Linked DNA regions of Homo sapiens: region 1 is linked to region 2. Evidence: read pairs that join two places in POLR2A ChIA-PET (ENCODE). Cell type or tissue: PC-9. All regions are shown on one strand. Region 1 overlaps TP63 (tumor protein p63). Region 2 overlaps TP63 (tumor protein p63).

Evidence for each region. ChIA-PET counts read pairs that join two places held together with the same protein. Peaks named below come from ENCODE experiments on the same cell type or tissue, not always from the same donor. Only the 100,000 strongest peaks of a DNase experiment are listed, where the experiment ranks them.
Region 1: POLR2A ChIA-PET joins it to region 2 with 11 read pairs; 4 of 35 experiments call an interaction of 5 or more read pairs at or near these places.

What each region holds. Positions count from the first base shown.
Region 1 is chr3:189,755,312-189,759,311 of GRCh38, reverse strand. All of the region lies in intron 3 of TP63 (tumor protein p63), which reads right to left. Among named protein-coding and RNA genes, the nearest start is that of MIR944, 73 kb to the left of the region's middle. In PC-9, no CTCF peak of the experiment used is centred here; a DNase peak (open chromatin) is centred at 2,451; H3K27ac peaks cover 3,281 bases.
Region 2 is chr3:189,822,340-189,826,339 of GRCh38, reverse strand. All of the region lies in intron 4 of TP63 (tumor protein p63), which reads right to left. Among named protein-coding and RNA genes, the nearest start is that of MIR944, 5.6 kb to the left of the region's middle. In PC-9, no CTCF peak of the experiment used is centred here; a DNase peak (open chromatin) is centred at 1,579; H3K27ac peaks cover 938 bases.

The sequences.
Region 1 (4,000 bases), 67 kb after region 2:
TCTCAAACATCTGAATCACCTGGAGGGCTTATAGAAAGATCACCACTCTCACTTTCCCTCCAGTTTCTGATTCAGTAGATCTGGAGTGATATCCAATAATTTGCATTTCTTAACAAGTTCTTAGATGATGCTGATGCTGCTGGCCCTGAGAACACACGGTGAGAACCACGGAATTAAACTATATAGGAGTTCATTCAGCTCTGACTTCATTATCATGCTAAGATTTAAACTCAAGTATATTGGTGTGCTCAACTGCAAAGCCCACGCTCTTAATCATTAGACTGGCAAAGGGAATATTTCATTATGTTATCATTACTGAATGACACCCAAATAAACAAAATTAGCAAGTAAAATAAAGTTTTCTTGTGAGTTCTCTGAAACCTGAACAGACAAAAGAGTGTTGGCTTTCATAAGAAGTCTGTCTGGTTCAAAATCCTGATCTTAGTTTGAAGAAAACTCAACCTTGTCTAGTTTCAAATGGGAAATGATGGTCAAGTCATATTTCACAGCCTGCCAGTGTCAGCAGTGGAACATATCCAAGGCATGCAGCACCAAAGTATGTTAGTGGCAACCAAACTGTATGGGTCTGCAGAGACCTCAACTCTTGCCTCCGCAGAATAAAGAATGCAACTGAGGGGCATAAGGCAGAGGGAGAGACCAAGACAAGTTCTAGAGCAGGAGTGAAAGTTTATTAAAAAGCTTTAGAGCAAGAATGAAAGGAAGTAAAGTACACTTGGAAGAAGCCAAGCAGGTGACTTGAAAGATCAAGTGCCTGGTTTGACCTTTGACTTAGGGTTTTATATGTTGGTGTACTTCTGGAGTCTTGCATCCCTTCTCCCCTGATTATTCCTTGGGGTGGGCTGTCGACATGTGCACTAAGGAGGGGCTGCATGTGCAATGTGTTTACTCGAGTTGTATGCATGCTCACTTGAGACCAGGGGCCCCCGGCCCCATTCCATGGACTGGTACCAATATGTGACCTGTTAGGAACTGGACCACACAGCAGGAGGTGAGAGGTAGGCAGGCCAGTGAGCATTACCACTGGAACCCCACCTCCTGTCAGATCAGCGGGGGCATTAGATCCTCATAGGAGCACGAACCCTGTTGTGAACTGCTCACGTGAGGGATCTAAGTTGTGTGCTCCTTATGAGAATCTAACTAATACCTGATGATCTGAGGTAGAACAGTTTCATTCCCAAACCATACCTCCACCCACTCTCTGTGAAAAATTGTCTTCTACAAAACTGGTTCCTGGTGCCAAAAAGATTGAGGACCCCTGCTTGAGGTGTTCTCACTTTACTAGTCTGAATGTTCCTAGAAGGTCATATACTAGTTAAACTCTGCCATTTTGCCCCTTAGTACACATGCTTGAGCCCATTCACCCAACTCCTGAGGTCTTTTTGGGAAGCTGCTGATCACTAGTTTAAGGTTTTTTTTCTATCTATCGGGAGACTGCCTTTCCCTGGTGCTGGCTGCAACCACGAACAATTATTAATATTATTTGAGTGAAATAGTGTAACAACTGCCTGACCATCACCTTATGGTCATCTGAGATTGCTGGTGAGGGTTGGGGGTAGGGGGTGGAGCCCTCTCCTGTCCTGCTCATGTCTGACTAGCTACCTACAATAACACTAGTGTATCTTCAAATAATATCATATTTTTTGGAAAAACAAAAATACAAATCTGTGTAGATTTTTTTCTTGTCCTGCATCAGTAATTGCTCTATTTAGGATTAATAATTCACTGTTTCCAAATTTAACACAGTCTAAAGACTAACAGCAACAACCATTTCCACTGAGGACTGGCCACAGGCAGTGTGTTATGCTAACATGCCTTATCTCAGTTATCAGAACAGCTCTCCTATAGGATGTCACCAATATCAATCCTGATCCTTGTTTTGCAGATGAGAAAACTGAGGCTTAGAAACATTCTGTAATTCACCCAAGGTCACCCAAATACTGAATAACTGAGCTAGATTCAAACACAGGCAGCCATCTATCTCTGGAGCCTGACCTCTTCACACCACCTCTGATAATAGCTGGAAAAATGGGTCCAGAAATCCAGAAAGTTGGGTGTAGCCCTGGTTTTCTTAAAAATGCTTATCAGAAATGTTGGAGAAGTCACCACTGATGAACTTGGATCTTAATAGTTTTCTCATCTACTAAAGGTTGGACTAGAATTAGCAGGTCTAAAGTTCCTAAATATAACATTGTAGAATTTTTCACGTTTTACAGATTGAAACTATATATATATGTATGTATGCATATTTTGCCAAAGGAAAGGACAGATGACTAATAGCATGAGTATTACTTCAAACAAATCAGATTCTTTTTAGCCAGCATGATAGGATTTCCACCTGATCAGTTTTTAAGAGGATGCAAGGTCAGAATCAGCTCCTGTGTTTCTGCTGAAATCCCTTTCTGTTTATCTGCCCTCTTCAACTTTGTCATTCCTAATGCATACAGTCTGAGCACAGTGTCTTAAGTAACATTGCTGAGGTTACACCAAAGACAGGTGTTAAGGGAACTATTTCCCTGGGGCTATCATTTCCAACTCTCCCTCCTTAAAAAGAGAGGGAGGAGACAGAAGGAAAAGGGTTTCTTTTCAGATTAAACACAGCAACTGCAAACACCTTCCCCTAGGCAATAAATTCTCTGCCAGTGCATACTGCAGTTTACCCAAACACCAAAGCAAAAGGCAAACAGCCCCTTTTGTAAGGGAAGAACTGTCACCTGTCAAGTGATATTTGTGAATTTCTAGAGAATAGAAGAAAGAAAACTCTTTCCCTTATTTTATTAAGAAGGCTGTTTGTTCAGGGTTTGAAATGCATACTTGTGTTTAAGGTAAAGTCCCCGACTTGGCACTCTTTAACAAAGTGCTGCCTTCCCATTGGCTATACTGTACAAAGAACAGAACAGAGAAACAGTCTGCTCTTATGGGGACACCGGAATTCAGTCTAAACGGAGTGAATATTGAGCTACCCTATAAGCCACATAGGTAGCTACAAATCCACTTTCCAAAAATTAGAGGATTTTTGCTATGTGAAATATATTTTCTTACTTGTTTAATTAATATTTACAGAACTCATACCCAAAGCCTATTTGACACAAATTATGTTTAAATGATTATTTTAATAGTAGAAGCCAAAGGGATAAAAGCATTTGGGATACTAAAAGCAAGGGTTAAGAAGGAAAAGGGGAAAATATTATGTCCATTCCCATGTTCAAGATTAACCTTAGGTGAAAGTCTCGAAATAGACTTTGTCTAGCCCTCTTTTACCACCTCTTCACTCATATTATTTCCATCCCAGCTAGGTCTGCTCACCCCACTCCTGGATACTCCATTCTTCAAGATGTCTTACTCACCTCCAGCCAAAACTACTATCCCTTCCATAGACCACAATCAAAGGTATATCGAGAGACACTATTGCAATTTGGTGGCAGACATCTAGACAGGCCTTCAGTCACCTAAAAGTACTTGCATGTTTCAAAGAGGAGACTGTATCATCCAATTGATTTCAAGTCTATAATCAAATTGATTTCAGGCCACACTTTTGCACAGTTGGTGGGAATGTAAACTGATAACAAACATTAAAAAAACAAGATTCATGAAAAGAAGTTTGGTTAGACTCATGTTTATACAATTTTACCCAATAATTACACTTCTAAGCATATAGCACAAGAAAATATTTAAATATTTTTTTCTTAAAAACATGTGAGTAGACTAGCTAAATAAACCATGGTATATGTACACAATAAAATATAATACATAATGAGGAAATTTAAGTTTTGAAGATTAGTAAATAAAATGTTTGCTATAGAATGAAAGAAGTATATTATAACATTTAGTATGACATGATCACAAATGTTTTATTAAATCTTTTCTAGAAAAAAATTTAAAACCCCAAAAATGTTCATAGTTATTATCACTGGTTTGGGATTTATGTCTTTTTGATACTTCTAAAGTTATGTTGGTTGTATTGCTTTCATAATGTGAGAAA
Region 2 (4,000 bases):
AATTTCTGGATGTGGACTAATCAATGCCTTTTCCAAGAAGCTCATCAAATATAATCAACCTACCTTCATTTAAGAGACAAAATGCTTCTTTTGAATTTTCCAAGTCAGAGGATAACATTTGTCCTTGCCTTAGTCAATACTTACAGTGGGCTCAGTCAGTATGTAAAGATTTGGTTTTATGAACTAGAAAATTTTAATTACACTAATTTCCCCCATGGAAGCTCAAAAGATTCATTTAGCTAAAAAGAACCATAAAACTTTAAGTTTTAAATGTCCTTAATATTTTTCTCACCATTTCCTATTTTTTTCTTCCCTTTTCTGCCCTGTCCTCCATGTAGCTCACGTCCTTCTTCAGAGAAAGAAACAAGGAGCAAGAAGCAAGTGGGGGAGAGAGAGAAGGAGGGGGAAGGGTGGAGAGGCTGCAGGGAAGAGCAATCTTTCTTGTAAACTCTGAATACTGGGTACAAATTACAGCGCATACCCCTAACTTTCTTTCCAAATGATGTGTTGAGAAGTACATGACTACCATAAAATATTATTTTTTTTAAAGCACGTGGATTTAAGAAGATGCATTAGCACTACATAAGCAATGGCTGTTAAAAACAAAAGAGAAGGCTTCCACTATCTTTCCTAAAAGGCATTTCCTATTATGTGTAAATATATGATAAAGGGAAAGAATAGAGAAGACACAATTAAAAATCATGTTGTTTAATAGATACTGATATTATTTAAGCTTATTCTTTCTTATTGACGTCCATCCCCAATTCTGTTATTTTATTTTTAATCAAGTTTTGAGCAATACCTCTGGGTATTTTGAAGCAAATATCCATGTATTTCCCTTTTATTCTTTGCATAAATTCTCTACCAAGAACATTTAAAAACGTGGAAAGCATAATTTATTTTTGCCTGCTGCTGGATTAATCGGTAGACTCACGAATGATTGCAGATATTCCTAATACTTTTCTATCTACTTCATATTGATAACCATTTTTATATCACTTAGCTCAATATTGGCACTGCTCAAACTCCAACAGGGTGTATAGTTTAGCCACCACGCTGTGAATGTATATGCCTATTATATGAGGAAATAACATTTTAAGGTGATTCCTCCAAAACTTTATAAATCATTTTAAAAATTAGACATGTTTGAACAGGCACTAACACACAAACAGGTCTTGGCTGTATCTCATGCAGAATAAGGGTTTGTTGCAGATGTTCTCCTGCAAGCTACATCTTGCCTATTACAAGAACATTCATCTCCCAAACACACCATTTTACCTTCTTTGCCAGAAGCAAAACAAAACACACGCACAAATCAGAGAGCTTTTATTACTATTATTTTTAATTCTGAAATTCTTCCACTTATTCTATATCCTTACAGAGGAGAGGAACCAAACATCTGATTTCTAAAATGCTGCTGTCTGATGATAGCTCAGTTTGCTTTCCCCCTGAACAAGCTACTGATATTAGGGGAGTCTAACCCATGTCTTTTTTTTTTTTTTTTTAAACCTACAAAACCGATGCCTGGGCCAGCACTGACTCATAAAACTGGAGACATTAGCTCATGGCAATGATTCAGTCGTGAGAATTCTGACAAGGGCCTCTCCCTCCCTGGTGCTTTAAGAGGAAAATCGTCCTGAGTAAGTATGGCTTGTGATCTAGGCACAGATGTTACTGTGTCTGTGATCAAGTATTATAAGGAAAGGGGCAGTGCCGTGTGACAGCAGCCACCCTAAGGAGAAAATCACTGTCTTCACAGGAAAACAGTTTCACAGCAGCCCCGGCACAGCCTAATTGGAAAAGTCCAGGCTAGGCACGGTGGCTCACTCCTGTAATCCCAGCACTTTGGGAGGCTGAGGCAGGTGGATCACCTGAGGTCAGGAGTTCAAGACCAGCCTGGCCAACATGGTGAAACCCCAACTCTACTAAAAATACAAAAATTAGCCAGGCATGGTGGCAGGCACCTGTAGTCCTAGCTACTGGGGAGGCTGAGGCAGGAGAATGGCTCGAATCCGGAATGGCTCGAACCCAGGAGGCAGAGGTTGCAGTGAGCCAAGATTGTGCCACTGCACTCCAGCCTGGGTGACGGAGCGAGACTCTGTCTCAAAAAAAAAATAATAATAATAATAAAATAAATAAATAAAACAGTCCTACAAAAAGGCCCTGGGCTCCCACGGCCAGCCATTTCAATCAGCCTGGGAGAAAAATATGAATTTTATTCACTGGACTGCTTTGGTTTCTCCTCAAGGAGAGAGGAAAGGCAGGTTTCCTTTGAAAGGATCCTCTTGAAACGATCAAGGTTTGGGGGGCTATTAGGCTTTTGGCATTTATTGCTAGGTGTGAGAGAGAGAGCATGAAAGGAAGTCTTGAGATTAGGCTGGATAAGAGTTATCTCACTGAACCAGCACCTTCATCTTGGACACCAGGTGAGAGGATACAAATGTTCATTTGGCAAGACAGAAAGCTGAAAGGTATACCTGCTGCCTCTATCCGAAGTCTATCATGCGGTTTGCATGATAGACTTCCTAGTTTACAAATCACTTTCACCCCATCATCTCATTTAATCCTCACAATAACCCTTCAGGATAGGTAGCATCATCCTCATTTTGAAGACAAGAAAACTGAGGCACTAGGGAGGAAGTGATTCGTCAAGGTCCCAGCTAGAGAATGGCAGCCAAGCCTTTAGGACAGACCTGCTCTAGTAAAATAGCTAATCATTTTGGCTCCTTTTCTGGCTCTCCATTCCTCCTCCCTACCTTTCTATCTAGCCCTTTGGAGTAGTGACTTCAGCAACTGACTCTTGCCCTATCTCACCTCTGTCCTTCCCCTGGTGAGTGAGCCACATCACCGACTGAGTGCTCAGCTCCACAGTGTGCGTCTGCATGCCGTGGCATTCTCCAAACTGCTCTCCTTTACTGCAGGCCCCTCCAACCAACCGCCATCTGCTGTCAGGTTAATCTACTTTATATACCGATCTGAAGAGGTGCTGAAAAAGTATGCAATGTCAGCACACTGCCCATGCGATAGAGTTAAAAAGCCTTACCCTACATAGGCTGGCCCATCCTACCTTTTAGCTTCACCCTATGTAGTTTCCTACATAGAACCACAGCTTCAGAGAGAAAAGAAGAGTCACTGTCCTGGGGAAAGGCACAGAAGGCTTGCTGTGTGTTTTGGTGTAGGCTGAGTCCACTGCCTGTCTGGAGAGTCTACTCTCTTCAGTTAACCAATGGTCTGGCATAGAAAAGGTCAATTGCAGTCAATCTGTATCTTTCTGGTCACAAAATACTTCTCTTCTGGATGCAAAGAATTTGAATTCAAGGGGAACTTCAGAGGCTGCTTGATTGTTTCTCTCATCTAAAACTTGAGTCAAGGGTGTCTCACTCTCTGGAGGTGGAGAACTCACCACCACTGGAGGCAGTGCAGCCACCCCTAGAGAACCCTGACCATTCATTTTCTGCTGCAATCTGCCTTCCTGTGGCTTCCCTTCTTACGTGGTTATTGTGCCTTTGGGGACATCTAAAGAAGTCTAAAATATCTCTAGGAAAGCTGGCCATAAAGAAGGAGCTCTATACAACTGATGAAGAGCGTTATCATTTTGTAGCATGAGTCCGAGTCATTTTGGGCTAAGGCTCCAAAAATAAACAATGCTCTTTCCCAGGGCACTTTAACTTATCTCAAAATTGTGCTTCTGAAACAATTATTGAAGGCACTTGTACATCAGAAGTGTTCCTGGTAGTGCGCCTGGGTATAATAACTCAATGTTACAAGATAAATACTACTCATCTTCCTGGAACAACAATTTTAAAGACTTTTTAATGAGGGGAAGAAATACCTATATTGAAATATATATTTATATTTGAATGCAAAGTTGAAATAAGTTTTTCAGAAAGAAAATGATATGTCTTCTATGGACCATTTCAGATTAAACCCTCAGGATGGCTAATCTAGCCATTCATTTTCCTCTGCTCTTAATTGGGGTAAAAGTTTTAAAGTACTATCC